Linked DNA regions of Mus musculus: region 2 is linked to region 1. Evidence: chromatin loops called from intact Hi-C (ENCODE). Cell type or tissue: left cerebral cortex. All regions are shown on one strand. Each heading gives the region's core, and the rest is flanking DNA. Links, peaks and the distances in the headings are about the cores only.

The links. A loop is a pair of places that touch in the nucleus more often than their neighbours do. Peaks named below come from ENCODE experiments on the same cell type or tissue, not always from the same donor. Only the 100,000 strongest peaks of a DNase experiment are listed, where the experiment ranks them.
Region 2: it touches region 1 in a loop (2.5-fold over the local background); 17 of 42 quality-filtered maps call a loop at or near these places.

Annotation. Positions count from the first base shown.
Region 1 is chr19:42,191,529-42,206,225 of GRCm38, reverse strand. Zfyve27 (zinc finger, FYVE domain containing 27) reads right to left here. Exons shown (of 13, transcript NM_177319.3): 13 at 11,633-14,697. It overlaps Sfrp5 (secreted frizzled-related sequence protein 5), which reads left to right and starts at 3,974. Exons shown (of 3, transcript NM_018780.3): 1 at 3,974-4,734; 2 at 6,368-6,445; 3 at 7,195-8,255. The coding sequence starts at 4,215. The coding sequence ends at 7,541. In left cerebral cortex, for the core only: a CTCF peak has its summit at 8,947 (motif pointing left); DNase peaks (open chromatin) are centred at 7,939 and 8,975.
Region 2 is chr19:42,262,196-42,276,892 of GRCm38, reverse strand. It overlaps Golga7b (golgi autoantigen, golgin subfamily a, 7B), which reads right to left. Exons shown (of 5, transcript NM_027694.2): 2 at 13,439-13,564; 3 at 9,990-10,142; 4 at 9,815-9,916; 5 at 6,545-8,541. The coding sequence ends at 8,431. Among named protein-coding and RNA genes, the nearest start is that of Gm34347, 7.5 kb to the left of the region's middle. In left cerebral cortex, for the core only: a CTCF peak has its summit at 4,410; DNase peaks (open chromatin) are centred at 4,408 and 6,280.

The DNA.
Region 1 (14,697 bases), core at 4,316-12,315:
ACTAGAGCCCCTCAAACACTAAAAGGAACCAAACAGCCCTGGCAAGGAGCAGCACACCTTTAACAGGGGCACTCTGGAGGCAGAGGCAGGCAGATCTCTGAGTTCAAGGCCAGCCAGGGCCACACAGAGAAACTGTGTCTCAAAAAAACAAACAAACAAACAAGTAACTGAGAAGAATACTCCAAACAGGAATATACCAAGAGGATACCAAGAGGACCCCCAACAATCATGAAGTTTTGTGCTCCTGACAACATAGCCTCAAAGTGTGTCAAGCAAGATGAGATCAGCTACATAGACAGAAAGATAAACATTACAAGCAGAATTTTAGACAACTCTCTTAGAGGCTGGCAGGATAACTAGACCAGCAGATCTTAAACAGTGTTCTCTCAGAACCCCTCAAGGTACATACGTTCAGGATCCCAAACTGGGGATCACAGCGTATCCCTGTAAATTCATCACTTAAGACATGATAGCAAGAAAGTGAAAAATTCTACCTCTTCTTCAGCTATGTGGCCAGTTCAAGGCCAGCCTGGCACCTACGAGCCCTTGTCTCCGTTACCAATCATTCACTCAATTAATTTAGAATCTTGAAGAGTGATTTCGTCCCTGTTGCTATTTGCTGCATTTGAAATTTAAAATAGGAGAAAAAAATCATGAATTCCGTTAATAAATCATTGTACGTAAACATAAACAAACGTCACAAAAATAATTATGCTTTTTTTCAAAATGAGAAGTAAAATCCACAATGCCATTGCTTTACGGTCCGTAAATCCCCTCAGTGTGCAGGCTAATAGAGGCCAGCTGGGCTCTTCTGTCTGCTTCTGTGTTCAATTTGTTACCACATGTGCTTTGGTTGAACAGTATGATGAAAATCTGGCCTCGCGCAGAAATGTAGTGGAAAAGGAAGAAGTGGTTTAATGGCCTTTGCAGATAATTAGGGATATCTTCTTTGATAGCACCCCAAAAACGACATATGGCCTATATGTTCATCATAATAATATGTAATCTGAAGTCTATTAATAAACTTGCCTTACCCCACTGCCTTGAAATCCATTGATTTATCTTGCTCTTTAAATTGACTTTTAAATTATGCGAAAGTTTGACTCTGTACACCCTCTGAAAAGGTTTGAGATTTCGAGATCCATTGTGGGGGAGGGGAACACAATAAAAATGTAGAAAGCAGTAGGAGTTTATGAAAATAATTAAGTTTGATCGGAGAGGCATCTTAGATGGGAAAGATAGCTATGCAAATTTTTGCTCTATTGAACAAATGGTCTCCTCTACCAGTTGAAGTAGCGTGAACCTGGACGGACTACATACATCCCAGGATGGACAGATGCCAAGTGCGCCAGGTGTTCAACCCAGCTGCCTAGGCCCTGGGTTTACCTCATCAAGAATCAACACCACATCAGAAAGTAGCTCAGCCGGAGATCCAGGGCAAGGGCTGACCACAGAAGGGCACTGCCTGAGCAGCAGAGTGCACTCTGGCTTCATGCCTTATAGAGGGCTCTCCCCCTTGCTCCCATCAATATTGGGGAGCCTCAGCCTCCCCACATCAGAGTTGACAGGTAACGAAGGCTCATCGTCCTCCCAGCCCAGCCCCACTGCCCTTCAGAGCCCAAGCTTCCAGGCCCAGACAGGCTTGATTTCTAGCCATGTGCTGGCCTTACATAACCAGCCACAGGAACAATGCCCAGCTCTGTCCAGGTCACCCATAGCAATGCCAAGAACGGCCCAGCCAAACCAGCTGGCCCAGGACCCAACACCTTACACAGCCACCTGGGAGGTCCAAGGCCCCTGTAAGTGTCCAGAGCTGGAGTGGGTGTGGCACAGAGCCACACCTCCCAGACAGCATACAAGATGGCCAAGCCCAGAGATGAGGCAGGGAGTGAATTACAGAGAGCAGTGCCATTCTGCTCGGAGCTCAGAGTCCTGTCCAAGGCGTCTTGGGGGATGTTCAGGACACCTAATGTACATTGACCCGAAGCCTCGTCCCTGTGAGCATCTGACATTTCCCAGTGTCCTTTACACGTGGGTGCTGCACAAGGCCTTTCCATCCATCTTTGCCCATCACAACCACTTCAGTGGAAGTCCCACTTTATAAAGTAGGAGACTAAGGGTCAGGATAGCTCCTACTTGCCAGAGGCTACGCAGGTAGTTGGGAAAGAGGGGGCAGAATTTGAACCTGGTTTTCAGTTGCAGACAGCATCCTTTCCCATTACTACTGTACCCTGCTTCTCTCTGTGGGGATCAACCTTTCGCCCATCTGCAGAGACTCTTGATGCTACACATAAAGGAAAGGCCCCAGCTGGCTTATACGTGGACTCAACTATGTCAACCAGGACATCAGAGGCATCCCATCCCAACCTGGACTGCCTGCTTCCTCTGCTCCATCAGCTACATGAAGGACCAAGCCTTTGTACCTCATATATATCAGCATGTGGCAAGTGTCCTCTATGTGTGGAGTGGATACTATAGTGTGGGTCCACCTCTCTCCGCTACATGAGCAGGTCGGTTAGAAGCCAAGAGCCCTGGAAATATTGAGGAGCAAAGAGAAGAAGGAAGGACAATTGGGGAGAAACGCTCCTTATTCAAAGTGGAGCCAGTCCCTACCCCCTCAATCCCTACCCCCCTCACATATACTCCACTTTCCCACCCCCGGCCCTTTGGAAGCTCGTCCCCGGAAGGGAAGCCAGAGGTCTGGTGAAACCAATAAGAGCCTCCTTCCGCAAGCCTCTGTTCCAGTTCCTCTCACAGAAAAGTCAAGGAAGACAAAACCCAGACAGACACTAAGCGTGGGATCCTGGAAGTCACCTTTCTGATGTCTGCTTGGAGGACAGAAGCAGTTCTCCTTACACCCACAGTGTTTCCTGCCCAGGCTGGACTCTATCTTGCCCAACAATAGTGACTCTGCTCTTTGGAGCCTACCGCCTGAATCAGACCCTGCCCTCCTTAGCGCATGACCCTGGGACAGTTAACCCCACGTCTCCAAATCCTCAGAATCCAGACCTTCAGGTTGTTGATGTGTGCTCTGACTCTGGAACCGCACTACCTATATCCAATGGCCACTTGGAATCCTCACCTGACCTCAGCTTCAGCATCTTTATCTGTAAAGTAGTGATAATAAATGGTTCCTACCCTCCTTAGGGCATCACTGTGAAAATTCCATGAGGTAGGTTATGAAATGTGCCTAGGACAGTCTCCAAGCACAGCTAGCACCTATTGGGTGTGAGCTTTCATTAGAAAAGGGCATGGATAGCCGGGCGGGGTGTGCATGCCTTTAATCTTAGCACTCGGGAGGCAGAGGCAGGAGAATCTCTGTGAGTTCGAGTCCAGCCTGGTCTACAAATTGAGTTCCAGGACAGCCAGGGCTGTTACACCGAGAAGCCCTGTCTCAAAAACAAAAACAAAAAAACATAAACAGATGTTTATAAGGTCGTTCAGTGATGCACATTATGCATGGCACTTAGTAGGGATTCATTAAATAGAAGCCAAAATTCCCTTTACCCTGCCCCCTCGGGTGCCACGGATTTGTCTTAGCCATCTGCTATCCCTAGAGGGCTGCCAAGTGCCTGGCATTGGACAGAACCTCAGGGCATACTTAAAGACCTCAGGGTGAAGCTCTGCTTGCCTGGCCAGGAGGGCGTGGATGGCCAAGAGACTCCATTATCTGAGAAGAGCGATGGAGGTGTTGGAGAAGGGAAACCAGAGCCGAGCAGGGAAAGGCCGAGGCACAGAGATAAGCAGGTGAAGTGAGTGAGAAAAGGAACAGGAGAGAGACTGTGGTGGAGAGAGATAAAAAGACGAAGCAGGGGGCAAGGGTGAAAAAAATGCTGAGCCCCCAGGAAAAGGCACAAGGAGAGGTCTGGGCAGCAGAATAGTTGACGGGTCAGGGTCGCGAGGCGAGGCGGGACCCGAGGGACCCGAGCCGGGCGGGAAAGACTCAGGGTTCCTCCCAGGTCCGCCAACCCGGGGCGGGGGTGGGAGGTGAGGGGGACCAGCGGCTGCAGATTGGCTAGGGAACGGCGAAGCCTGGGCTGGAGCCCCGTGGTGGGAGGCGCCTGGATCACTCCGGCAGCGGAGCGGAGCAGAGACTGCCACCTACTTGGACGACCCTAGTAGCAGCCGGCTTCAGGGAACATCCCAGCCGGGGCGCACGCCGGGCAGCGGGGCGCCGAGCACCGAGCCGTCGGGGCAGGCCGCAACATCCAGCCATGTGGGTGGCCTGGAGCGCACGGACGGCCGCACTGGCGTTGCTGCTCGGGGCGCTGCATGGGGCGCCAACACGCGGCCAGGAGTACGACTACTACGGTTGGCAGGCCGAGCCGCTGCACGGCCGCTCCTACTCCAAGCCACCGCAGTGCCTCGACATCCCCGCCGATCTGCCGCTCTGTCACACGGTGGGCTACAAGCGCATGCGGCTGCCCAACCTGCTGGAGCACGAGAGCCTGGCCGAGGTGAAGCAGCAGGCAAGCAGCTGGCTGCCACTGCTGGCCAAGCGCTGCCACTCAGACACCCAGGTCTTCCTCTGCTCGCTCTTCGCTCCCGTCTGCCTGGACCGACCCATCTACCCCTGCCGCTCGCTGTGCGAAGCCGTGCGCGCCGGCTGCGCTCCGCTCATGGAGGCCTACGGTTTCCCTTGGCCCGAGATGCTGCACTGCCACAAGTTCCCCCTGGACAACGACCTCTGCATCGCGGTGCAGTTCGGGCACCTGCCTGCCACCGCGCCTCCAGGTAGCGCCTTTGCGCCCAGAGCGCCTCGGACTGATCCTCTCCCCAAACCCTCATCTGTACTCCCCGATAGGTGCCAAGCCCCTATACACAGCGCCCTGGCACTGTCTCCTTTTTCCTTCCAACCTTTATAAACTTGAAGCTCTGGGTATTCCCACTAGTTCTCTCCCAACTCTGACCTGTACCTTGTGCAACTCACAGCACGCTCGGTTTTCCGAGCTGCGGAATCCCTGGAAGCCTTGGAGACGTCCCTCATAAATGCCGTATTCCTTTCCTCATCTCAAGGATGCTTGGGGTCGCTAGGCAGTTTCTTTGACCTGAACTGCCGACACCCAGACAAGCGCTACTCCTTCCCTGACCTCGGGAACTTTGAGAAGAGGCGGGTGGTTAGGGAAGCCCTGAGGGCCCTCGTTTCAAGGCCTGTAACCCTAACTTCCCCTCCTCCCAATTCCTAGGCTTTTGGGTACTTTACTTTTCTGAACCTTCTTTGCCCAGCAGTGAAGTCCAGCATCTTGAGCTCCCAAGCCCTGCTTCCCACTGGCTCGTTATACTGCCATTAGACCTGATTTCTGATTCATCTTCCTTTTCATTGTGCAGGTCCTCAAAGCTGTCCCATATCTGGGGGCCACACCCCCTCCTCCTTTCTCCAAGAATGCCTGTCCTCTTCCAAACTGGCCTGAGCCCCTAGCATCTCCCCCGCCCCCCACATACACACCCATAGCTCCCAGCAGGCAACCTTTGCCTGTTAACTGGGATAGTGAGCGCTCCCGTGAGCCCCCACAGCTGGAACATTCAAATCTCCCCCCCCCCCCGCCCCACCACTCCTCCCAAAGCATCTGAGCTCCTCTTTGTATCGCCCTAACCCCTCTCAAATTAATCAGCTTGGTCTTAGGAGCCTCCCACCTTCTCCTTCTCCCTCTCTGGGGGATTCTGGGAGGGAAAAGTCTCTATCTTGAAGGCTGAGAGTGGCAGGCAGGAATAGAGTCAGCTAAGCAAGAAATCCACGGTTCCCAGAATCCTCCAGGTTCCTTTTATAGTTTCTTTGGAGCCCAAACATGAACAGCAGGACAAACTCAGGCTCAGAACCCTGTCCTGGCCCTACCTTGCTACCCATGACTCCCCTTCTCACAGCGAGGCTTGTCACCTGGAGGCCAGCACACAAGAGAACCCAAAGGCAGGTTGTAGAAAAGTGTGAGTGGCCAACAGATGACATTAGAATGTTTCACATAAAAATGAGTCGTTTGGACTTTCTTCGAGAAAGTTAATGCTGGCTTGTGCCTGACCCCTGCAAATAATATCCACCCTGGTCATAGAGCAGGGGCCACAGTCCTGAGCCCTAAGCTCTGCTGACTAGGCTACCACATTACACCTGGTTTTCCTCTGCTGATAAGTAGAAAAGGCAGTGCCCGTTTCACAGCAAGCACTAGATGGAATAAAACTTAGACTGTAATGTATGTCGTGGCTGCAGAAGAGAATCTACCTCACCATACTGTCCCTGCACTATATGAGCTCTTGAATTGTCATTGCCATCCTCCTCTTTAGTAATTAGAGCAGCTTCTGTGAGGAGGGGGGCTAAGGGAGGAGCCTGTACTGTCCTGCTGTTTAAGACCACACCCACTTTGCTTTCTCTCTTCAGTGACCAAGATCTGTGCCCAGTGTGAGATGGAGCACAGCGCTGATGGCCTCATGGAACAGATGTGCTCCAGTGACTTTGGTGAGTGTGGAATCACAGGATCCTGACAGTTCCCGCAGCAGCCTGGCTCAGAACCAGCCCCACCTGACTACCGCTACTGCAGCTGTGTTTTGTCACTTCCCATAGAGATGCTTCCATGGCTGGGCTATCTTTTTTAGGGGGGGGAGCAAGCTTAGCTTGCTAAAAGATGGATGGGGCCCTCCTAGGGCACGGGAGTTGGCAATAGAAGTAATGTCCCCTATCCCTGGTATCTCTACTGAGTCCCTAGTGTTCCTCTGGCTGGGATGGGTTATGACTAGCTTTCCCCACGGCTTCATCTTGGACTCTTCTATCCTGGGACAGTTGAACCAAGCCAGTTAGGACCAAGATCACTGTGGGCCACGGAGTTCTGCATGTGACCTTTGCAAAGTTGGTTCTGTTTTGTGTCCTAGCCTCCCTGTCTATAAAAATAGGGAAAGGAGCAATGACGAAACCTTTGCTTTGGAGGAATCTTTATGTTGGGAGCCTCTTAGGAAAGAAAATGTCACTATAGTGCAAAAGGTGGGGCAAAGGGGAGAGAAGATGTTTCTAGAACAATTCCCTTCCCTGGGTGTGCAAAGTTCTTTTCTGGCTTCTTGAGTTGGGGAGGCTAGCTGTGGAAGAAGGGTGGAGCTAGCCAGAGGGTCCTCTCCCTAGGATTCCTGTCCCTAGGTCTCTGGTCACACTAGGGCTCCCGCTGTCATAAGCAAATGTGACCCTCTTCTGACCATCCTTTGCCCACCTTGCCACAGTGGTCAAGATGCGCATTAAGGAGATCAAGATAGACAACGGGGACCGAAAGTTGATTGGAGCCCAGAAGAAGAAGAAGCTGCTCAAGGCAGGCCCCTTAAAGCGCAAGGACACCAAGAAGCTGGTCCTGCATATGAAGAACGGGGCAAGCTGCCCTTGCCCACAGTTAGACAACCTGACGGGCAGCTTCCTGGTCATGGGCCGCAAAGTAGAGGGACAGCTGCTGCTCACGGCCGTCTACCGCTGGGACAAGAAGAATAAGGAGATGAAGTTTGCAGTCAAATTCATGTTCTCCTATCCCTGTTCCCTCTACTACCCTTTTTTCTATGGGGCAGCTGAACCCCACTGAAGGGCCCCCTGCTCCTTGCCCCAACCAGCCAGCTGTGCCTTGCCTCGCCTCTGTCCACGCCCACTTGGCCTCACCTTCACTCCCAGGCTGACCCATCACCCCCCCCCCCCAAGGATGGCTTCACGCACCTACTGCACAGGCTCCAAAGCAGAGGCATGGGGCTACCCTCTTTGACTGAAGGGTTCTGGGATCCTGGGGTCTGCCCGGGGACGCCCCCTCTCCCAGTAGAAGGACTTTCTCTTCTGGGGGAAGCCCTAGTGTCTGAAAAAAAACAGGCAGAGGAGGAAAATGTGAAGGACTACGGATACAGGATACAGGGCCTCCTGCAGCCTGGGGAGGGGCTTTCCAGAAAGGATTGTGGGTCTCATCGCTAAGCGGGATCCGTACTTAGGGAATAGCTTTCCTCCCCCATGCCCCTTTGTGTGTCATCACAGTCCTCCAAAGAGCAAGATCCAAGGCCTCCACGTCTTCCAGCCACGCCCACTCCTCATCTGGAGCCACGATGGACTGGAGTGCAGGCTCAGCTGCTTCTGCGTTCACTGCCACACAGCCTTGCTCCCTGGCTCTTGCTCTGCCTCCTCAATCCCTGTATCCCAACGACGATAAATTATTGCTACTGCTGTGGGGCCGCTGATTCTAGACAACAGGTTTGGTCCTTAATTTTTTTAAAAAGTTTTTAATTAAATAAAACAACAGTTGCTTTGGACCAATTAATTTCTTTATCCAGTAGTTCTCAAGAGGTGGAAGTGTAGGAAGATTCAGATGGCTTTGAGAAATGGACCCTGAGCTGACACTTGGTCCACTCATCTCCTTGGAAAGCCTAAGAAAAACTGTTCCCCGAGAATACAAGGTGTTACTCTCACCTCCAAGCCACTAAGTTAGGAATAGAGATGTCCCTGAGAAGACACAGACGTCCCATGTTTCCAACCCTTTCCCATAGTTAGAAGACTCCCAGTCATGCACTGTCCCCATCTGGGCATTTCCAGGTCAGAAGGGTCTAAGAAGGCCAGATCACCGGGGACAATGTCACCTCTCTCCTGGGATTTCCAGATACTCCTGGGCACTAATCCTGACATAAAGGTGACAGCTGCTTTATATGGATTTCACTCTAAGCATGTTCCTGGGCCGGCAGCAGCCATGTTACCCAGGAGCTAGTTAGAGACACATCTCAGAGGGCTAGGAGTGTCTGCCATTGGGAGACAAAGTGCTTGCCTGGGAATTCACACTCTACCTTGCTGTAATAGACTGCTTTGTTATTTTTAGAATATTACTGGGGATCTAACCTAAGAACCTGCATTTTTTTTAAATACATAACCTTAGCCCATCTACAGAGCTTTTAACAAATCCTGGGCCCCACTCCCGTGGAATGAAAACAGGGCCTCTGCCAAGCACCAGAACCCCAGTGTTTTGCCACCTAGTGGTATGCAGGGAGGCTCTGAGAGCAATCACTAGGACAAAGAGACCTGAAGCAGGGAGGGAGAAGGCTGGGGTGCACACAGCAGCTTTGAGGTGCAGGTGCAGGGCCAGGAGAAGGCTTGGAGGGAAGAGGCATGTGCAAAGAGTTCACTATGGAGACGAGGTAAGGTCCGTCCACAGATGTGGGAAGACCGGGTAGATGTCCACAGGGCAAACAGCAGGCACTCTGAGAGCTTTTTCCTGGCCAGCAGAGAAGTCAAGTCCTGCTACTCCTCCAAAATACAGGAGCCACCAGCTCTGGAAGGGTACTCCCTGGAAAAATGTCACCTGGGCAAAACAGAAGTGGTGGCATGGCCAAGAAGGGCACAGCAAGCAAAGACTAAAGTGGGCCAGTTAAACTGCCCTCCATGGAGGCCTCACGAGCAGGTGGCCTGGCCACTTAACCATAAATCACCTCTGGGCGGCCAGGTGGGCTCTGCCCAAGCAGCAGAGGCCCCTGTTCCTCATTCAGAGGAGGTGGTTGCCACCCAGCCTGCCCAAACCCTGCCCAACCCGCCTGGCTCCCTGAATCTGTGCCTTGTCTCCCAGCCTCCACTCTAACCAAATATTGACAGGCACTTCTCTGGTTCACCAGGCACAGATATTATTTTTCCACCAAGCACACAGGATCCGGCCACCTCTGGCTCAAGTCCAGTGCTCGCCTGGCAGGTGCTGGCGGCAGGGAGTGGAGGTGGGAGAGGGCTTCTGTAGCCTACCATTTGGGAGAGCCCAAGAGGGCACTTCTTACCACCCCAAAAGGGATCTGGCCCTATGCCCCACTTCTGTTCTCTGCCTGCCTAGAATCTCTTCTGGAATGGAGAGGAATTCTCCCAGGGAGCAGGGAGGCTCTGCAAGGCCCCGGGCCGGTCTTTCTTTAGCCAGTCCTGCTGGTCATACCGAGTTCCTTCCCAGTTGACAAAAGCCCACACCTGGACTCAAGAAACCAGTGAAGGCTGACCTCTGATCACAGGAGTGGAAATGCATTCCATGGTACATGGGGACCTCTCCACACGGAAGGTCTAGAGGTAGGGAGCTATGTGTTGGGGATGCGCCAGGCTCCAGATGTCTGCAGTTCTTGACTACAAGATAGTACCTCTTCCCAATTCCTGACAGCAAGGCCTACAGCTACAGCTCAGGAGTCCCCACCCCTCCTGAGCAGGTAAGCAGCAGGCCAGCAGGACAATCTGGTCGGCTTCCATTCCAGCTCCAGGCTAGGACTAAATCACATGACCACCCCCTCCCTTCGAGAGAGCGGAGGAAATCAAGTTTTCACCTGAACATAAAAAACATAAAAATTCTCATAGAAAACAGGAGTGACTTGGGAGCAAGGAACCTCACACTCGGGGTGGGGGTGAGAAGAGGCAATGTAGTTCTGGCCTCTGGTCCTATGAATTAGTAGCCAGGCAACACTGGGTACATGGCAGTGCTGCCGAGTGTGCGACAAGGACCTGGACATAATGCAGAGCTTAGGTGGCCAATGGTGGTTATTTGTATTGTCGCTAACACAACAATGCCCACACACAGTAGGTACCCAGCAAAATACCTGATTCTTCACTCAACTGAGATACATGACTGACAAGAGGGCAGGGAAAAGCCGGGACGTCTTACCTAAAGGCCAGAAGTATGGAGACTACATCTGGGGTTTTGCTTGCTTCAGAATTAGGCCCCTAGGTAGCATATAAACCCATGCCAGGGCAAATAGCAGACACTACTCAAAAGCACTTTGGAATTCTAATTTAAGCTTTACAGCTGCCATTTTGAGATAGGATCTCACAGTGTAGCCCTAAGTGGCTAACCACACTATGTAGACCAGAATGGCTAAAAACTCAGAGAGTCACCTGCTTCTACCCCTAAGTGCTATGATTAAAGGTGTGTGCCACCACACCGAGCCAGAGGTGGTGCATTTTAGTAACAGCTCAAAGACATTAAGGTTCTTGACCAAGCTGCACAACATAAATGGTGATGCTCCATTTGTCCCCAAACTCTTAACCACCACCCAGGACTTCTTAACCCCTCCCACTTACAACCTTCCACCCAAGAAACGCTTACTTGCTTCCAGGCATAGATACGTAAAATCCATATATTATATAAATCAAACATTTAGCCATAAATCTATTTCAAAATAACCCTTGGGCATACACACACCACGTAAGGATGAAAGCAAACCTGCACAGTAATGCACAGATGTGTTTGTATTTACACAGGGATTAAACCTTGGCTGAGTGGTTGATAGCATAGGATGCACAGCACTCAGTTCTTACAGATGATCAGTTTTGACTTTATAATCTCCAGTGCTGAGAATGCTGTTCTGTGGCATGCATTGGTGGTGCACACCTTTATGCCCAGCACTCGGGAGGCAGAGGCAGGTGGATCTTTTGAATTCCAGGCCAGCCTGGTCTACAGAGTGAGTGCCAGGACAGCTAGGGCTCCACAGAGAAACCCTGTCTCAAAAAACAAAAAAATTAAATTTAAATTAAAAAATAAAGAATGCTGTTCTGCATATAGACACACAGAGAGTACAAAATGGCAGAAGTATGTTTAGAGACATTTCATAAATTGTTTGAAATTCTATCCTGATCCCTGATCCAAGTCAAAGTTCACTGAAAAAAAAAAATTTATGAAACTGAAGTCAGCCGTTTCCACTTCTTTTTTAATTTTTGTTATTACTTGTGCTACAGTGTAGATGCCAGAGGAACTGCTTCTGTCCTTCAATCTTCTTGAGGCAGTCTCCGGTTTATGCCAGCCTCCTGCACACTCCAGAGCAATCCTCTTGTCTCTTCCCATCTTGCTATAGGAACACTGAGACTACAGACGCAACACATCAGGCTTTTTAACACAGGTTCCAGGGATCAAATTCAGGGGTCCAGCCCATGTGACCAGGACTTACCTAATGAGTCATCTCACTAGTCCACAAACATTAATTTTTAAAATCAAGTATTCCAATATAATGTGATGCAAAGATGTACTTTTTTGATATTTACATGCAAGCAGGGCAATAGTATGTCCTTATTTTCTGTAAGCCATTGTGTTCCTGTAAAAGCAGGAGCTGACTGGACAGTAAAAACACTGCAGTTCACAATATGCAGTGGTCTCACATCTGTGTGATTCAAGGAGTGTTCACTGGCTGTGTGGCAGGAGGGGAGGCAGAGGGCACAGGGTGCCTGTTGTGTGTTCAGAACCAAGACTGCGATGCTCAGGACAGGACTCCACAAACACCTCCAACTGATTTTCAAGTTTGGTTTTGAATTGTTTTTTAGTTGCTCGGTGTCTGATAGCCTTTTACTGTCACCAAACTTTTCCCAATCCTCACATGCAGTTACGGGATACCACACGGAATCACAGCCTACAGCTTAAAAGTCTGAGGACTATTACCACCTTCTACAGAGGTGAGATAGGACGGGACAGGCAATCTCAAAGGCTGCCTTCAGCTGCTTCCGTGATGCTACAAGAGCCCAGGCAGCAGCAGAGAAGCCTGCCGCTCCCACCCATTCCTTTTCACCCCTACTAGCATCCAGCCTCAGGTCTGCACAAAGCAAGCTCACATCCCACAACTGTGCAGCCATCTGTAATCCTGGCTAAAGTTCACTCCTTGGGAAATCTAATGTGGGGGGTGTTTGTTGCTGGAATGTGTGTGGCTGGAGCCTAGTGTCCCAGCCCAAACAGCCTCTGCTGGAGCCCCAAAGAAGGCTCACCGCCAAAGGAGCCCGGAATCCCCAGCCACCAGCAGTGCCAGAGAATGGAATGTGCTGCTGGGGTGTTGCTGGCAGGAGGTGGGGTCACTGGGAGCTAGGGAAGGTGGGGGCTCCAGCCACAAGGCCACTTCTGTTCTGGTAGAGACTGAAGGGGGATGGTGCTAAGAGGGTGGGGGTGGGGCAGACCAGTCTGTTAGCTCAGTGGCTAGCTCCTTAGAGAGTGGGGACCAGAACATGGCCTTTACCCAAGGCTTCTTAGACCATAGCTGCTATGAACACTTGTAACACAAGTGTTTCCCACTCCACTTTGGGTGGGGAACTTAACACCCCCCACCCCAGTACCTCTATTTACCTATTTAGAATATCCAAGAACTAGACAAACTGTGACACTGTAAGACATGAGCTACTGGCTAGGTATAGTCCCTGGCAGGATGACCTGTGAACAGGGCCAGCTGTGAGAAGAGACACAGATCTCTGAAAAAGGAGATTCATTTGGCTTCAGCCCCAGGGGCTACAGAAAACACCCCAAAATCATCACCTATTCCAGGTCTGCCAAGACCTTCTGAAGACATCCACATACTAGACCACAAAAGACTCAACAGACCTGAGCCCAAGTCAGGCTAGATGCCAGAGTTCCAAACCTGCCCTGCCACATGCCAGGACTCTAACACAACCTGGCTCTCTGTCTCTGTTCCTGGGTACCAGCAAATTGGAAGGTGTATTTTGACACAGACATCCAATTCTACAACGTGCAAGCTGTCTATCATTCCACATTGAGATCTCTGTACCACAGGCTCCATGGTGACACCATCACCAACCTTGCTGAACCCTGTTAGCTCTGCTCTCTTAAGAGGAACCTGCATCTGAAGACAGCCTCCCCACCTGTTCTCACAGGGACCTCCAGGAAACAAAAAAGGCAAGCCCCCTGTCTCACATCTGTGACTACAGCCAGCCTTTTTCAGCAGTGACAGTCACCTTTTGCTTTGTTTTGTTTTTCGGTTTTTCAAGACAGGGTTTCTCTGTAGCCCTGGCTGTCCTGGAACTCACTTTGTAGACCAGGCTGACCTTGAACTCAGAAATCCGCCTGCCTCTGCCTCCCAAATCCTGGGATTAAAGGCATGCGCTACCACGCCCGGCTACACAGTCACCTTTCAATAAGATGGCCTGATACCTTAAAAAAAAAAAAAAAAAAAAAAAGTTAAAATCATTCTTTGTTGAAGGAGGTGGTGGAAGAAGAGGAGGGAGAGGAGGAAGAGGAGGCAGCAGTGGCTTTTGCTATAAGGACACAGGACAGATGTGCATTCTTTCTAAAGGCTACAGGATGATAGCACATGGGTCCTTGGTAGGTGGGGCTGAGCTCAGAGCTGGCTCACAGTGCTGCTGCTGTGCACTGCCGGCCTTACCATGTGGAAAACAGAGCCTACCTCATGAGCTTGGTGCCAGCGCTAACATAATGTGTGCAGTGCCCAGCTCCAGCCTAGCCTGATCACAGGGCCAACTTGCACCTCACCCCACCAGAAACCTGCTTACCAGCTCTCAGCCTCCTGCAGCGCTGGCCTTTCTGTCTTTCCCAGAGGATTAGCTAAAACCTTTCCATTCTGAAGCCTGCATTATTTATAGTTAAGTTCTGGTCCCAACCTCAATCCAAGACCGTGGGTCTGGTCACAAGATAAAGCCCACCCCTCCTGTTGATAAGGCACAGCTTTCCACTGGGCCTGGCTGGCTCACGAATTGCCACAGGAGGTGTGCAAAGCCCACCTACAGCCCACCCTGGGCAACATGAAAGACCTGAACAGCACTAGGAGACCTGACAAAACCATAAGCATGGGGCCTTTTATTGACAATTCTCCACAGCGTTCCTGTCTACTGCTCTACAGTATAAATACGCAGAGGTGAGCATCTCTCACCAGGACAAAGGAGTACACCTCACCTGCTTGGTCCCCACTGCCAAACCCTCAGTGCTCTACTGCTGTGTGTGTGTGGCCTATCAGCAAGGAGGACCTCAAATG
Region 2 (14,697 bases), core at 2,192-10,191, 73 kb before region 1:
TTTTCCCTGCTTGAAATCATGGTGTTCAGGCAATATGGATGAGGGCTAAATTGAGCCAGGACATGTTCTTTGTCCCCCTCCTCTCCCAGAAGATCCACAGAAACGCAGCCAGGGTGACCTTACTGAGAGCTGTGGCAAGCTCGGGGGGGATGGCCAGACCATTGCCTCTGCCTTTTAATTGAGTTATTTGGTGGCCATTTGCCGTTCAATTGTATCGCTCTTAAGCACTGCCTATCCACATCTGCCTTTTGGCAGCACATTGCCCAGGAGCCTTCAGAATGCACAGCTGCATCATCTCCTTCTTCCTGGCAGCCCGCGATAGGCTGCATCTCCCATTCAGTGCCCAGGGCGAGGCATTGTGACAGGCACCTGAGGCGGGTATGGGAGGGGGAGACATGAGTGGACAAGATGCCCACCCTCATGGGGTTTATTGATTAATTGGGGACAGCCAGGAAAGGGGCTGTCATTGTATATGAGACCTTGTAAGCTGTGTGTAATGTTTCCTCCTTCCTAAACATCCAGCAACACTGCTCTCAGGTGGTAGCTGGTCCCCAATCACTTTTCCATTACAGAAATCGATAACTTGAATTACTCCAAAATAACGAGCCCCTCCATCCCCCCTCCAAAACTAATTTTTCAGTGTCTGCATTTTCCCCCGTGCTTCACTCTGGGTCTGGAATCCGTCTTCACGAAGCAGCCCAGGTAGAACGGCATTTCGATCCTGACTGTGACATGCTGAGGCAGAGTGAACCAGGATGCAGTGTCAGGGACTTAGGTTCGAATCTTTTCTCCGAGACATTCAGCTTTGGGCTCTTGTCCCACTACCTAAACAACCCCACATATAAAGTCAGATTACAAGTATGGCCATCCACCAGAGTGTTGGAGAAGTAAATGAGGCAATGATGCTCACCAATGTTGCTGTGCATATTAGGGGTCACTGAAGCCAATTAGCTCCATGTGAGCATCTTCAACCTTCTATAACACTGTGTCACAGGTCCACTGCATACTGAGGTCCCTGTGTCCCTTCCACAATCGCATTAATATCTTACATTGAGGAAACCAACTATCATTTACAAGGATGCATTCCCGTAATGCCTGCTGATTTACGAAGGACCAAGCCTAGGCTCTGGGAAGTTAAACGAGTGGCTGGGGTGGGAGGGTGAGGGTGGTGAGTCCCCTGGCTGGTGCTGTCCCTGAGACCTTCACATTTGCTCCTCTGTCATCCCTGAGTCAAAAACACAAACCCTGGTGCCATTCCAGATGCTGTGCACTGCATCCAGTATCCCACAACCCACAGATGCTGTGCACTGCATTCAGTATCCCACAACCCACAGATGCTGTGCACTGCATCCTGTATCCCACAGCCCACAGATGCTGTGCACTGCATCCTGTATCCCACAGCCCACAGATGCTGTGCACTGCATCCTGTATCCCACAACCCACAGATGCTGTGCACTGCATCCTGTATCCCACAGCCCACAGATGCTGTGCACTGCATCCTGTATCCCACAACCCACAGATGCTGTGCACTGCATCCTGTATCCCACTCCAGATGCTGTACACTGCATCCTGTACCCCACAGCCCACAGATGCTGAAATGACAGATCCTTTGAAGGACCTCTTAAAAGAAGAGCTGTGAGCACGGCATACTCTGCCCTTGGTGCTGCCTGGAAAAATATAGCCTCAGGAGTCACCTGAGAAGAACCATGTGGAATCCCTCAAGTGCTAGACTCTAAAAGCCAGAAAGGATGCTGGCATTACAGGGTGCCAATCTCATGCCAGGCACACTTCTGGACATTTTCTGGATGATTCTTTGAGATGGGTTATTCTTATATTTTTGGTTGTGAGCCTAGCCTTTTACGGCTGAGCCATCTCTCCAGCCCAGAGATGGGTTATTCTTAACCTTTACCGTCAGTCATATATATACACCTTTGAGAGTCTTTTAAGAGCTATGGATTTTGTCTCCCAGATAAAAATACTGATCGTATATTTACGTGCAGGGCCTGGAGGTGGAGGATAGATATCAGTTAAGATAAAGCGCTTGACACGCCTTTGATCCCAGCACTCAGGAGGCAGAGGCAGGTGGCTCTCTGTGAGTTCAAGGCCAGCCTGGTCTACATAGTGAACCCCAGGACAGCTGGAGCTACATAGTGAGACCTTGTCTCAAAACAAAAAAAAAAAAAAAAAAAAAAACAAAAAAACAAAAAAACAAAAACACAAAACAAAAGCTGGTGTTAACCTTTTCTGGTTTTCTTACGCAGAGGGACCTTCTCTTTTGGTGGCCTCGCCCTCAGTATATCAAACACTTTTATTTATTTATTTTCTTACACAGAGGAATAATTTATTGCCACAAAATTTGCTTTACATTTACTCTTGGGATATGAAGGCTGTTGCTCATCTTAGGGGTAAGGAGAGGGTTTGGGGTGGAAATGGAAAAGGAAGTGGCTGGAAGAGAGGTGAGGGAGAGAGGACACACAGAGGAGAAAGGAAGCAGGCTTGACCCAGATTCCCAGCTGCCCACTCTCTGGACACCAGAACTCAGTTCAGTGCTGCCAGGGAGGAGCAGAGACCAGAACTTCCAGAAGCCTGAAGTCCAAGGGTCCAAATGTCTGACCCACTCAATTTTCAGACGGCATCAGCAGGTCTCACTCAGCCCCTGAAGGATCAGCCTCAGGGTCACATCTGTTTCTCTTTCTGTGGGGTATATATATCCATCCTCTATGGAGAGGAAACTAATTTATTCTGCCACATGCTTCAGGAATACTGAACCTTGTGATCGGATAGCTGTGTGTCTCACACTAAGGGAGGAGGAACAGAACCCACGTTTTTCACTAAGAAGGAGCAGATCATGTGAATAGAGAGGGTCTTCCACAGCTACAAATGGTGGTGGTAAAGGTGAGTGTCCAGCACAAGCCAGGTGCTGCACTGACTAACCTCCAAGCCACCAAGCCACCGTTGACCCATCTAATGCCCTTTGAACTTTCCTATCCACGTACTTCCCGGATCTTTGCGTAGCTAAGGTTTATTTGCAGGCCGTATCCCGTGCTAGGTAGGTAAGCACTTGACTACATCCAGACTGAAGCTAAGGGTGGAGTGGCATGCAGACATGTGGATTGTTTCTCTGAGTCTCTAACATTGGCAGGCTATTACTGCATCTTGATGCCTTAACTTGATGCCTTAACAGATATCCTGGGGAAAGCCCCACAGGACACTGGACAGCAGACAAGTGTTAGGTCGGTGCTGAAAGTGGGGTTCAAGGGTGTGCTCCACATGGCTTCTCCAGCAGGACCTGTCTGGAGGAGACAATGGCAGGAGGGGAAATCAGAGAAGGGAGCAGAGGAGGTAGGAACAGCTGAGGGAGGGCACCTAAAAACTCAGGAGTCGAGAACAAGATTGTCTGAGTGCAGTATTTTTTCAAATTACAACTAAAAAAATATTAATAATGACTTAAAAGCCACAATGTTTAAGAAAGACACAATTAATATTCTGATCTTTCCTCCCCCCCCCCCAGGCTCCCCTTAGAGTCTGTGAGTGGGAGGAAAAGACTATGGAGTTGGTGGCAGAGCTGTCTGGGAAGATATCAAACACTTTTATAAATATCCCCAATAAACAGCAAACAGGAGAGGCGCGCGCGCACACACACACACACACACACACACACACACACACTCTTCATATGTTGAATTGCAACTGCCTGGGTTAACACGAGGCATGCTAATAGATCTTCAGTAAACCATGAATTCTAGTGTTTTGCTTTCTTTTCCTACCTTGGAGCAAATACACTTTTTTGTTTAATTTTATCAGACAATAAAACACAGAAAGATGCACAGAGCTCATGTATTCAGTACACTGACTTTTTAAGAAGTGAGGGCCCGGTGCGCTACCAGCTCTCCAGACCTCCTCTCCTCCACCTCAGATAGACAATTTCGTCTCTCTTTGAACTTGTTCCAGGCTGGGTCTGATTACTTTTGTGGAGCCAGTGTTTTTAATCCAGGTCTCATGATTAGGTCTGAACGGTTGTGTGAAGTGTTTCCTGTGTGATGATGGAGAAAGCCGAGGCTGCCTCTAATGCTGGCCCACATCTTGAAGTCAGGGCTCAAAGCCAGATTTTGTTTGGAGCCACGTTTTCACTAGCTTGTCCTTGGAATAGAAGGCAAAGGCCAGGTGAGGGTCCTTCCTTCGGGGACCTCACAGGAAGTGTCGGGGGCTGGGGGGAACCTGGCAGGGCCTGGAGCAGCTGAAGCTGACTGTGGGGAGAAAGAGTGATTGTCGCAGGATCTCTGCCTGGACTCACAATTCTAGACACCGCAAAGAACTTCCAGGCCACAACAGCTATACTGGCTTAGGGTGGTTGGCTTTTCAGTAGTCTTTTGGCTCTTGGCTGCAGTACATGATCCCACCACTTGGCGGCACTCGAACTTATAGAAACCCTGTAGTCTTCGTATCACACAGGCTGTCTTTGACCAAAGGAAGAAAGGCAATGAATGCACTGAAACTTGCGTGGAGTGTGTCAGGATGGCTGTGCCCTTCAGAGGGAACCAGGGAAGACCTGCCCTTTGTGGCTTGTGTCTGCTTAGCAAGGGGAAGTGACATGGCTGCGACCAGCCAGAGGGGACAGGCCACCGCTTGAAAAACTGAGGCAGCAGAGAGAGCCACACACTTCACCAGATCTGCAAAATCAGGTCTCCCCTGCCATTCACTGAGCTGTCCCTGTGAGTACTACATGCCTGTGCACACAGCCCACCCATAATTCTGTGCTCCTGGGGCATGGAGGTGCCAGGCCTGCCTCAGAACCTAGAGACACAAATAGACCCAGGTCCTTCCTTGGGAATCTACGACTCTGGTCTCTGAGTATCTAAGGGACCCTTGAAACTAGATTCACCCATGTGCCTTTCTGCAGTCTGCAGCCTCCTCTTTAGATCCAAAGCCAAGCTCTGCTACTTAATTGTGTGATTTGGGGTCATTTAACTTCTGTGAGCCTCCTCTGTAAAATGGGTATAGTAACACACACCATGGAAAGTTCACCAGAAGGCCCAAGCAGTGAATTATGTGGTGGCTTAGTCTCGTGCACACACGATAAGCCTCAAACAAATACGACCATGTTTCTTCCTTAAAAAGAAATGTTCTTTTAATATGTACGAGTGTTTACCTGCATGTACCATGTGTGTGCCTGGTGCCAGAGGAAGTCAGAAGGTGCCAGGTCTCCTGGAACTAGAGTCACAGGCGTGATCAGCCATGTGGGTGCCGGGAAGTGAACTCAGGCCCTCTGGAAGTGCTCTCAACTGCTGGGCCATCTCTCCAGCATGGCTACCCTTTTTATCTCCTTCATCCTTGCCCTTTAAAAGTGGGAGAGCTGAATGCCTCTCAGCCAGTCAAGCAAGGTGGTGGGTAGGGGGAGCGGGTGAATTTTTGCCAGTTTGGAAATCCCCCACCATCTGCAGGCCTTCCTCTCTAAAGTTTGGCTGAGGTTTAAACCTGACCTCAAGCTACAGCCAACTTCCCCCCAAAGCAGAACTCAAGCAGGACCTCCCTGCCACCGACCGGAGCAGCTCACCAACCCCACCCACCCACACACACCCGAAGACTCAGCAGAGACAGAGGCCCAGGCTCCCCCGGGTGCTCAGGCACCAGCCATGTGTCCCCTAGTAGCAGCAACCGGAAGCTCCTGAGTTACCCCTCAGAAGAGACCTCCTTCGTGACCCCACTCCAGGACACCCCCTGTGGTCTATCGAGGTCCCTTCTGGAACAGACCCTTGACCCACAGATCTGTGTACATGGCCCAGCCCGCCAAAACCTCGGACAACTTTCTACCTGGGAGTAAATCCATTTTAACTCCACAGGCTCTATGGTGGTGCATGTTATTCAACCTCTCTGGACCTTTTGAGAAGACTCAGCTAATCTTCAAATCCCTCCTCATCCCCAGAATACGGTTTTATCGAAGTGTCTGGTATATCATAGGTGATTAATAAATGCTTAATCTGGTGAAACTCCAGCTATAGGCTATGCTAGTTTCCAATATCTTCCTGCTTTCTAATATTTTTAAAATTTTAATGTAGTCACACGGGGTGGGGGGGGTACCATTCTGTGATGCACGTGTATGGAGATCAGAGGACAATTTTAAGGAGTCAGTTCTCTTTGTCCGTCTTTACCTGGGTTCCAGAGCCCAAACTCGGGTCACTAGGCTTATGTGGCGAGCATTTCACTGGCTGAGTCTCCTTGCCAGCCCCTTCTAGTCCTCCACACTGAACCGCCCACCTGTGTGACTCAACCCCAGACAGTGCCTGACCTAGGGTAAGAACTCAAGTAACAGGCCCTCCCTATCTCAATGATAAATTACTCTTGGCTTAGCTTTTATTTGACCCTACTGGCTCCACCCGAAGTTGCAAATCTACCAAAGGTTAAGGGCTGGTAGAGGGACCTGGACAGTTCCCCCTCTTCACTGTCCCATACACTCCAAGGGCACAGTGTATCAGTCCTGCATGCCATCTGCTGCTTCCTCACACCCACACCCAGTGTCTCCTTGGATGGCCTGGTGGAAACAGCATGGAGCCTCAAGCTGGCAAGTCCTTTTATTGGGAACAGAATAAAACAAAAGGTCTCCCTCCATTTTGCCTCTTCCCAACCTTCCCAACAGGCTGTGCAAAGTCAGACAGGACGCCTGGCTGCACAGCAGGCTACAGAGGGCACAGGCTTCTGCAGGGGATCGGGGGCTGCAGCTCGGAAAGAAGGGGTTCATTGCACCAGGGCTCATGGGGCTCGGGCACCCTGAGGCGTCAGGGGCTTGGCCAGCCCTCTCCATCCGCAGCACAGTCTCCTGCTGTAGAGAGACAGGCCCTTTCAGCTCCAGGAAGCTGCTGATAGTGGCTGGTGATTCCTGTCTAGTTCTAGCACCTCCTGCCCGCTGAGGTAGGCAGCCCCTTTCTGTCCATCTTAAGGCCCCAGGATGCATCACCTTCAACTTAGCTCCCCTAGGGAGCCATGGCTCCATTCGCTTTTCCTCGCAAGGCACATTTGCCTTGAATGTCCGGGGAAGCTTCATCTACAAGGGCCTCAGGGTCCTGACACCTGGGCAGGCTGAATATGCAGCATCTGTGGCCCCACTGTGCCATGGGGGCTGGGAGAGGGGCACCAAAGACCACCTAAACGCTGGCTTGGTTCTCCTGGGAGCCCAACAATCCCTCCATCAGAATGTGTACAATAGAGCCAGAGGTGGGAGAAAGGCCAAGAGGAAGAGCCAAGCTGACAGCCCAGCTTTAGAACATTGACTTACAGAGGGCCAGGAGGGACTCACAGAGAGGCTCTGCAGACCAATGTGAGACAGGATGGGGCAGGACTCAGTAGTCATTAGCCCAGCAGCCAAAGAGAACACACAACGACACAACCGAATCTCTCTCTCTCTCTCTCTCTCTCTCTCTCTCTCTCTCCCCACACACACACACAAACACATGCATACTTACACATAGACATGTATACTCACGCAATACACTTGTGCACACGCATACATAATTTGCATGCACGTGTTGCACACATGCACTTACCTTCTCCCTCATTCACTCAGATAAACATAGGTTCACGCACATGTGCACATACACACATTGACTTGTGCAGTCATACATATACAGGCACTCATATTCATACCCTTGTTTGCTCACATGTGTACATGCTTAGCCACCCATACAAATACATACATACATTTGCGCACACAGTGCACTCCACATGTATGCACACGATGCAGGAATTGGATCCAGTTCAGGAGTTCAAGCTCTGTCCAGCTTCATTCGTCCAAAGTTTTCCCATACCCCAGTGGAGCCCATCAGAGTCCTAGGCTGAACCCCTAAAATCAGTTCCTGGTGGGGTGCAAAGTCTCAGAGTTGGGTGCTTCTTGGCAAGGCTGAGAGAACTTTCGGCTCTGAGGACAGGAAAGTCACTGCCTTTGGAGCGGCTGAATAGCTCCCAGGGCACCCATCTCCCCAGATCTCCAGTGAAGAGATGGGACCACTGACAAGCAGGAGCCCATAGTAGCGTTGGGCCTTAGAAAGAGTCTTTGAGGGTGAAGTATCATGCAGGGTGGGAATTCTCCAGGCCCTCCTTAGAGTGAGGAAGGAGGCAGGAAAGATAGGGTTTGTCCAAGCTGGGTCCCCCACCCCCACCCCAGACATCCTAGGACGGTCTGGGTCTGATGACTCAGATCAGCCTCATGGGAGAAAAAAAAAAAAAAAAAAAAAGGTCCAGGGTCAGAAAGAAGAAGATCCTGCCAAGGAGCAAAGGTCTGGGGACAGGGAACAGCGGGCAGGCACCCTCCCTTCCGCACCACATGGCAGGGTGGGCCCAGAGAAAGACTCAGAAGCGGGTGCTCTGGTAGCGCAGCCTCCGTAGATCTGCCAGCCCCTCGCTCCGGCTGTACACCTCCCTACAGGGACTCTCGGCCAGTCACCGGGCCCCCGCCCCTCCCCCGCCAGCGCTGCTGCTGCCGCTGCCGCTGCTGCTGCCGCTACTGGAACTACCACTGCTGCACCGGTCCTCATAGATGGAGATCTCGATCTGGGACGATAGTTAAGGAGCTTCGAGCACCCGGCTGCTAACCAAAGAACGGAGTACAGACCCAGAACGAGCCTGTGACCTGAAGCACTCTATTCCCAAAGACCAGAGGCCTGACTAAAATCCAAACCCTTCTCCAAGCCTCAGCTAACAGTTTCTGAGAGGACAGAGGGCTGAGTGCACAACGGGATCCCATGGACAGATTCTGGCTTTCTTCGAGATGCACTGGGAAATGGTGTTAGATACAAACACTTCCCTTTCCATATCCCTAATGGCCCACTCCAGTTAGGCCAGGCCAGGCCAGTCCCTTCACCTGCTAACAGTCAATTATTACATCTGCAAAGTGGGGACACTAACAGCGCCTTGAGGTTCCTGTGAAAATTAAATGGAGTACCTGAGTACTGAACACAACACAAGAACTCAGGAAAAAAAGAATCGGGGGAAATATGTGTGTTTCTGGGGACTATGTTTTCTGAACTCTTCTCTCAGCTTTATTGTAAAATATATTATTTTAACTACTGCACGGGGAGCTATTCACCTGAACTACTGTTCCAAGTGGGGTCGGCAGAACCCATCCACCCCCTGCCCGGCCTGTCACCAAGACAGCCAACCCATACAGCAACCCCATCCTGCCGCTCATTTTGATCTTCTGTATTCAGTGGAGAGTGGGACTCAACACAGGCTATTCAAGGAGATTGTGGAAGCCGTGCAGACTCTTCAAGTACCAGAAAGTATTACAGGTTAAGAGAGCCTGGGCTCAAATCCTAACTGTGACAATCTGCTGCTTGAAGGTAAGTGATTGAGCCAGCTTCTCTTCAACATCCTGGTACACACCGGAGGCTAGGAAAGGCCCGACCTCTTGGGAATGAGATGGACATCACATGATATGGTATTTTTCTTTTTCTTTTTTTCTTTCTTTCTTGTTTTGTTTTGTTTTGTTTTGTTTTGTTTTGTTTTTGTTTTGGTTTCTCTGTATAGCCCTGGCTTTCCTGGAACTCACTTTGTAGACCAGGCTGGTCTCGAACTCGAGATGGTATTTTTCAAAGCCTTTGCATGGTGGCTGACCTGTTTTAAGCACCAATGGCATGCAGTTCAATAAATACCAAGCCTGAAACTCACATGTGACTCCAATAACTAACGGTGAAAGACGCCTACAGCCAGTGGGTTGTGGGATCCCGGAAGGCCCTTAGGGAGGCTCCCATTTCCTATCGACATCCTCAAGGAGCCCGTTGGGTAGACAACTCTGCACCTCGTGTAGAAGAGCGCGGAAGGATACAACCCTCATTCCGCGTTCCACCGGATCCGTGAGCAGGAGCCCTCGGGGAGCAAAGACCTTCTCATTCTGCTCCTGGATGTAACGGGAAATCTTCTTGAGAACCTGCAGAAACAGGGGTCCTTAAAGACGAGCCTGTGGCAAGGTAGCTGGGGAAGGGGAGATGGGGAATCCACACCTTCTCATAGTGGGTCTCCATGCAGAGGAAGATGAAGTAGGCCGTGGCGCAGGCCAGGCAGCCCTCCAGATAGGAGCTGCCCCCGATCTTCTCAGCCTCCGCATAAAAACCATTGAGGGTCTTCACCGTCTCCTCAAAGAGCTGCCGCTCAATCTGGAGAGAGAAGGGCAGACTGTTAGTCTCCCCAGCCTGGGGACAATCCCCAGCGGCGTGGGATAACAGTCCTGGGGCTGCGTGGCTGGGAGGGGGTGAAATAGTGTCACACAGGCATGACTGAGAGGCTGCAAGCAGAATAGACAGAGCTCAGGAGCAGGAGACCTGGTCCTGGTCTCCTGATTTGGAAGGAGACCTGTCCGAACTTGCCCATGAGCTAGCCGTGTGGCCCTGCCTGAGTGGCTTGTCCATACCGTGTTGGTTTCCGGTAGGATGAGAACCAACATGACTTTTGGCCTCCCTTGGAAACAGGGGACCTATGGTGTCCTAGGTCAGTGGTTCTCCACCTTTCAAATGCTGTGACCTGTTAATACAGTTCCTCGTGTTGTGGTGACCCCACCTCCAACCACAAAGTAATGATTTTGCTACTTCATAACTGCAATTCGCTACTGTTATGAATCATAATGTAAATATCTGATATGCAGGATATCTGATATGTGACCCCTGTGAAAGGGTCATTCGACTTCCAAAGGGGTCACGACCTACAGGTTGAAAACCTGTATGTCCCAGATGTTTTATGCAAAAGCTCGGTCATGTATTCTGGTGATGTCACATCCCACTGTAATGACTGTGCCAGGGCAAAGTCTCCTGATTTGGAAGGGGCTTCAGCTGCCTGCAACTGACAGTGAGAGCTTAGAACTGACACTCCAGGGGCTAAGAAGTCACTAACCACCACAGCTGCCATACGTGTGTGTGTGTGTGTGTGTGTGTGTGTGTGTGTGTGTCTGTCTGTCTGTCTGTCTGTATGTCTGTATGTCTGTCTGTCTGTATGTGTTTGTATGTGTGTCTGTGTGTGTCTATGTGTGTCCGTATGTGTGTCTGTGTCGATATGTGTCTGTGTGTCCGTGTGTGTGTCTGTGTATCTGTGTATAAGTGTGTGTCTGTGTCTGTATGTGTGTCTGTGTCTGTATGTGTCTCTGTATGTGTCTCTGTGTGTAAGAGTGTGTCTGTGTGTGTATGTAGGTGTATGTGTGTATATCTGTGAGCATGTGTGTGTGTCTGTGTCTGTGTGTCTGTGTGTATATGTGTCTCTGTGTGTGTATGTGTCTGTGTGTGTGTCTGTGTATCTGTGTATAAGTGTGTGTCTGTGTGTGTAGGTGTATGTGTGTATATCTATGAGCATGTGTGTGTGTCTGTGTGTGTGTCTGTGTGTAGGTGTATGTGTGTATATCTGTGAGCATGTGTGTGTGTGTGTAGGTGTATGTGTGTATATCTGTGAGCATGAATGTGTGTGTCTGTGTATGTGTGTCTGTGTGTGTCTGTGTATAGGTATATGTGTGTGTATCTGTGAGCATGTGTGTGTGTGTCTGTGTGTGTCTGTGTGTGTCTGTGTGTATATCTGTGAGCATGTGTGTGTGTGTGTCTGTGTGTGAATAGGTGTATGTGTGTGTATCTGTGAGCATGTGTGTGTGTGTCTGTACAGTCTGGAAGTTGGCCTGTGTCTGTAACACTAGGACATACTGAGAATGTTCTATGTGCCAAAAGCTTTCCTGTCACCCCACTCTCTTTCTCACAGGTGAGTATTGCTCTGTGACCCTGAGACCACGAGAACCCGGAGGCCTCCCTGCCCCCACTACTGCCTGAACCCTTCCTGCAGAGGATGGCCATGCTTACAGAAGAATAGGATGCTCATGGTTTTCCAAGTGCCAGGGAGGAGTCAGTCAGCAAAGACCAGCCACACCTCGTCTTTCATACCTCCTCAAATGGTCTGGTCTACAACATAGATCAGCACCAGGTCTCTGCCTCCTCCAATCCCAAGTCAGCTCTAAGGCAGCTGCCTGCCTGGTGGGAGCCGAACACCAGGCAGGAGAACACAAGCCTTGGCAACAGGAGAACACAAGCCGTGGCTGACTGCCTTAGATGCCACCGCCACTGGATGAAGCTGGTACATCAGCCTCCCTCCCCGCTTTGTCTAAGACAGGTAAAAGGATGGGGAAGCAGCCTCTAGCTCTTCCCCTGGGTCTCTGAGCTGCCCTGCCACCCCTCTTATCACACAGCATCTACTTTCATCTGTACCTACTCAGGATGCATTTGCATCAGTGTGACCAGGTTCTTGCAGTACTTTCTAATAACATTAGTGAGTCACTTCCTGCTTCTAGTCCTGAAGGACTTTTCTGCTCCTGAATATCTCTCTCTCTCTCTCTCTCTCTCTCTCTCTCTCTCTCTCTGTGTGTGTGTGTGTGTGTGTGTGTGTGTGTGTGTGTGTGTGTGTGTGTAAGGATCTGGTTAGAACACATTTATATTTGGGAGCTCTAAGGTAGCCGTAAACCCTTGCATTGTTTCCCAGGTGGTGTGGACCCTGGCAGCCCTGGGGCATAGTTTTGAGAAAAGGGCTTAGTGGTGGTGCCCAGTGCTGGCTGCACACTAACAACTCTTGGGCACTTTTTAAAGGCAACACTGCACTCCAGTCACCGCCCCAGGAGGTGGTGACTCAGTTTGGGAAGGGGGGCGCTAGGTCAGAGCAGCAATTACTACTGTCATCTTATCCTACCCAGGTAGATGCCTTGTCTGGTCCCCCATTTCCCAAACTTCACAAATGACCCCAATCCAGCCAAGAGTGGATAAAGGCACTGTAATAGACAGCCAGCCACTGCCCAAGCAGGATCTAGGGACCACTCAATTCTAGCTCACCTGAGAATTCCTCACTTTAAAAAAAAAAAAAAATGAAGTCCTACCAATTATGGTTAAAATAATTTTTAGTTAACTTTTAAAAATTAATTTGCAAATTAAGGCATAAAACATTGCCAGTGCCCAGGAGCTACTCCCCTGGAGTCCGACTAAAGTGTTTTGGGGTGCATTGAGTTTTTTCCAGCTCCCCAGAAAACTCTAGTGTGTAACCAAGCTTAAGGACAGCTGCCAGCAAATAGAGATGCTTAAACCACAGGCTGGCTACTGTGTCAGCGAGTGTGGAGGACACCTGATCTCACTCACTGGGGCTCAGGAATTTACATTTGTTTAACAAGATTTCTAGTGAATTCGAATGCCATGGTAACTTGAACTGCTGGACAGGAACAAGTCTGGGGTTTTCTGTTCTGTTTTGTTTAGTTTTTCAGAGAATTTTCTGTGTGGAAATGCCAGATAATCCAATGGATTTATCATTCTTCCATTTGAGGCAGCTGAACAAGTCATGCATTTTGTGACATTATGTGTCATATATAAGACTGGAGGAAAAAAAAAACCTAATTCCCAGGGCCACCACAGAGGTGGAGCTCATGTTTTGAAAAAGGTGACCTTACCCGGCTATCCAGCTCTGGCGGGAATTTGGTCTGGAACTGACAGATGGTGCCGTCACTGTAGTCTCTCTGGATAAAGACCTTGGTGGCCAGCGAAGCGCTTCGCCTGAGCTCCTGAAGATTGTGGACCTGAGGAGATGAACAGGGGACACGTGCTTAGGCGACCATTGTCTCCGTGCACTGATACGGAGGACTCTCCAGCATCGTTGAATCCTGGCGCACAGGCATAGGCTGGCCCCACAGCCAGGCTCCAGGGCCGCTGAGAAACAGGCCTTGTGTGGCTCACTTGAGCTTCCTGAAGTCATCATAGTGTGCATACAGAAGCCAAGAGAAGGAGCAAGGCTGGACCAAAACGAGACGCTCAGAGCCGTCAATCACAGCAAAAACCGGATTCTAGCAAAGAGAAGTGAGGCAAGTAGCCGCTAGCCCTGCGCTTGCACAGACAAAGATGGAAGCTCTGCAAGTAGAGGTGACAAGCAAGCTGGGGAGTGGAGCCCGTGGAAGAGAGGAAACCCGGGATGTGTCCCTAGACTCCAAGGGAGAGTGAAGTCCTGGCCAAGTTCTAGAAGGCCAGGAAGCACTCACCATGGTTTTCTTAACCCAGCAAAGGCCTATGAATGGCTATATCCCAAGAGATGACTGAGTGTAAAGTTGACTGGGGCCAGATGCTGAATTAATAGCTTTCCTTGGTAGGAAGGCATGGAGTGACTTCTGTCTCTCCATCCAATCTGAAAACTTGACCTTGACCTGGCCCCTGAAGGAAGTGGGCACTACACCACAGAAGAACGAGGTCTCTTTCTTCTCCCTCTCCAGCCTCAGTCACTCACACTGGAGACAAACACACCATTGGTGAAATACACCCAGCATTGGAAACGCGTGGAGACCAGGCCCTAAGGCAGAGAGAAGGAGAGCTAGTTCATCCTGTGTAATTAAGCTGAATCCATCCAGTCACTTTTCTCTCATTTATTGAGTCCCTACTAGTGCCAGGCTCTCCAGATACTGAGCAACAGTCAGTCAGTCTATGGGCTCCAGGGAGGAAGACAAGTTAGAGTCTAATGAGTCAGACTGTGATGAATGGTTGGAACAAAGTCACAGCTACTCAGAGATGCTTATGCACAGAGGCTTCTGGAGACCGCACCGAGTCCTAACGGAAGGTTAGGGATACGCAGTGATGGGGGCTGGACAGAAGTAGAAAGAGGAGGAAAGGGTGGCCCTGGAAAGGGGAGTAACGAAGACACGATCTGCTCCAGTGGCTCGAGGCA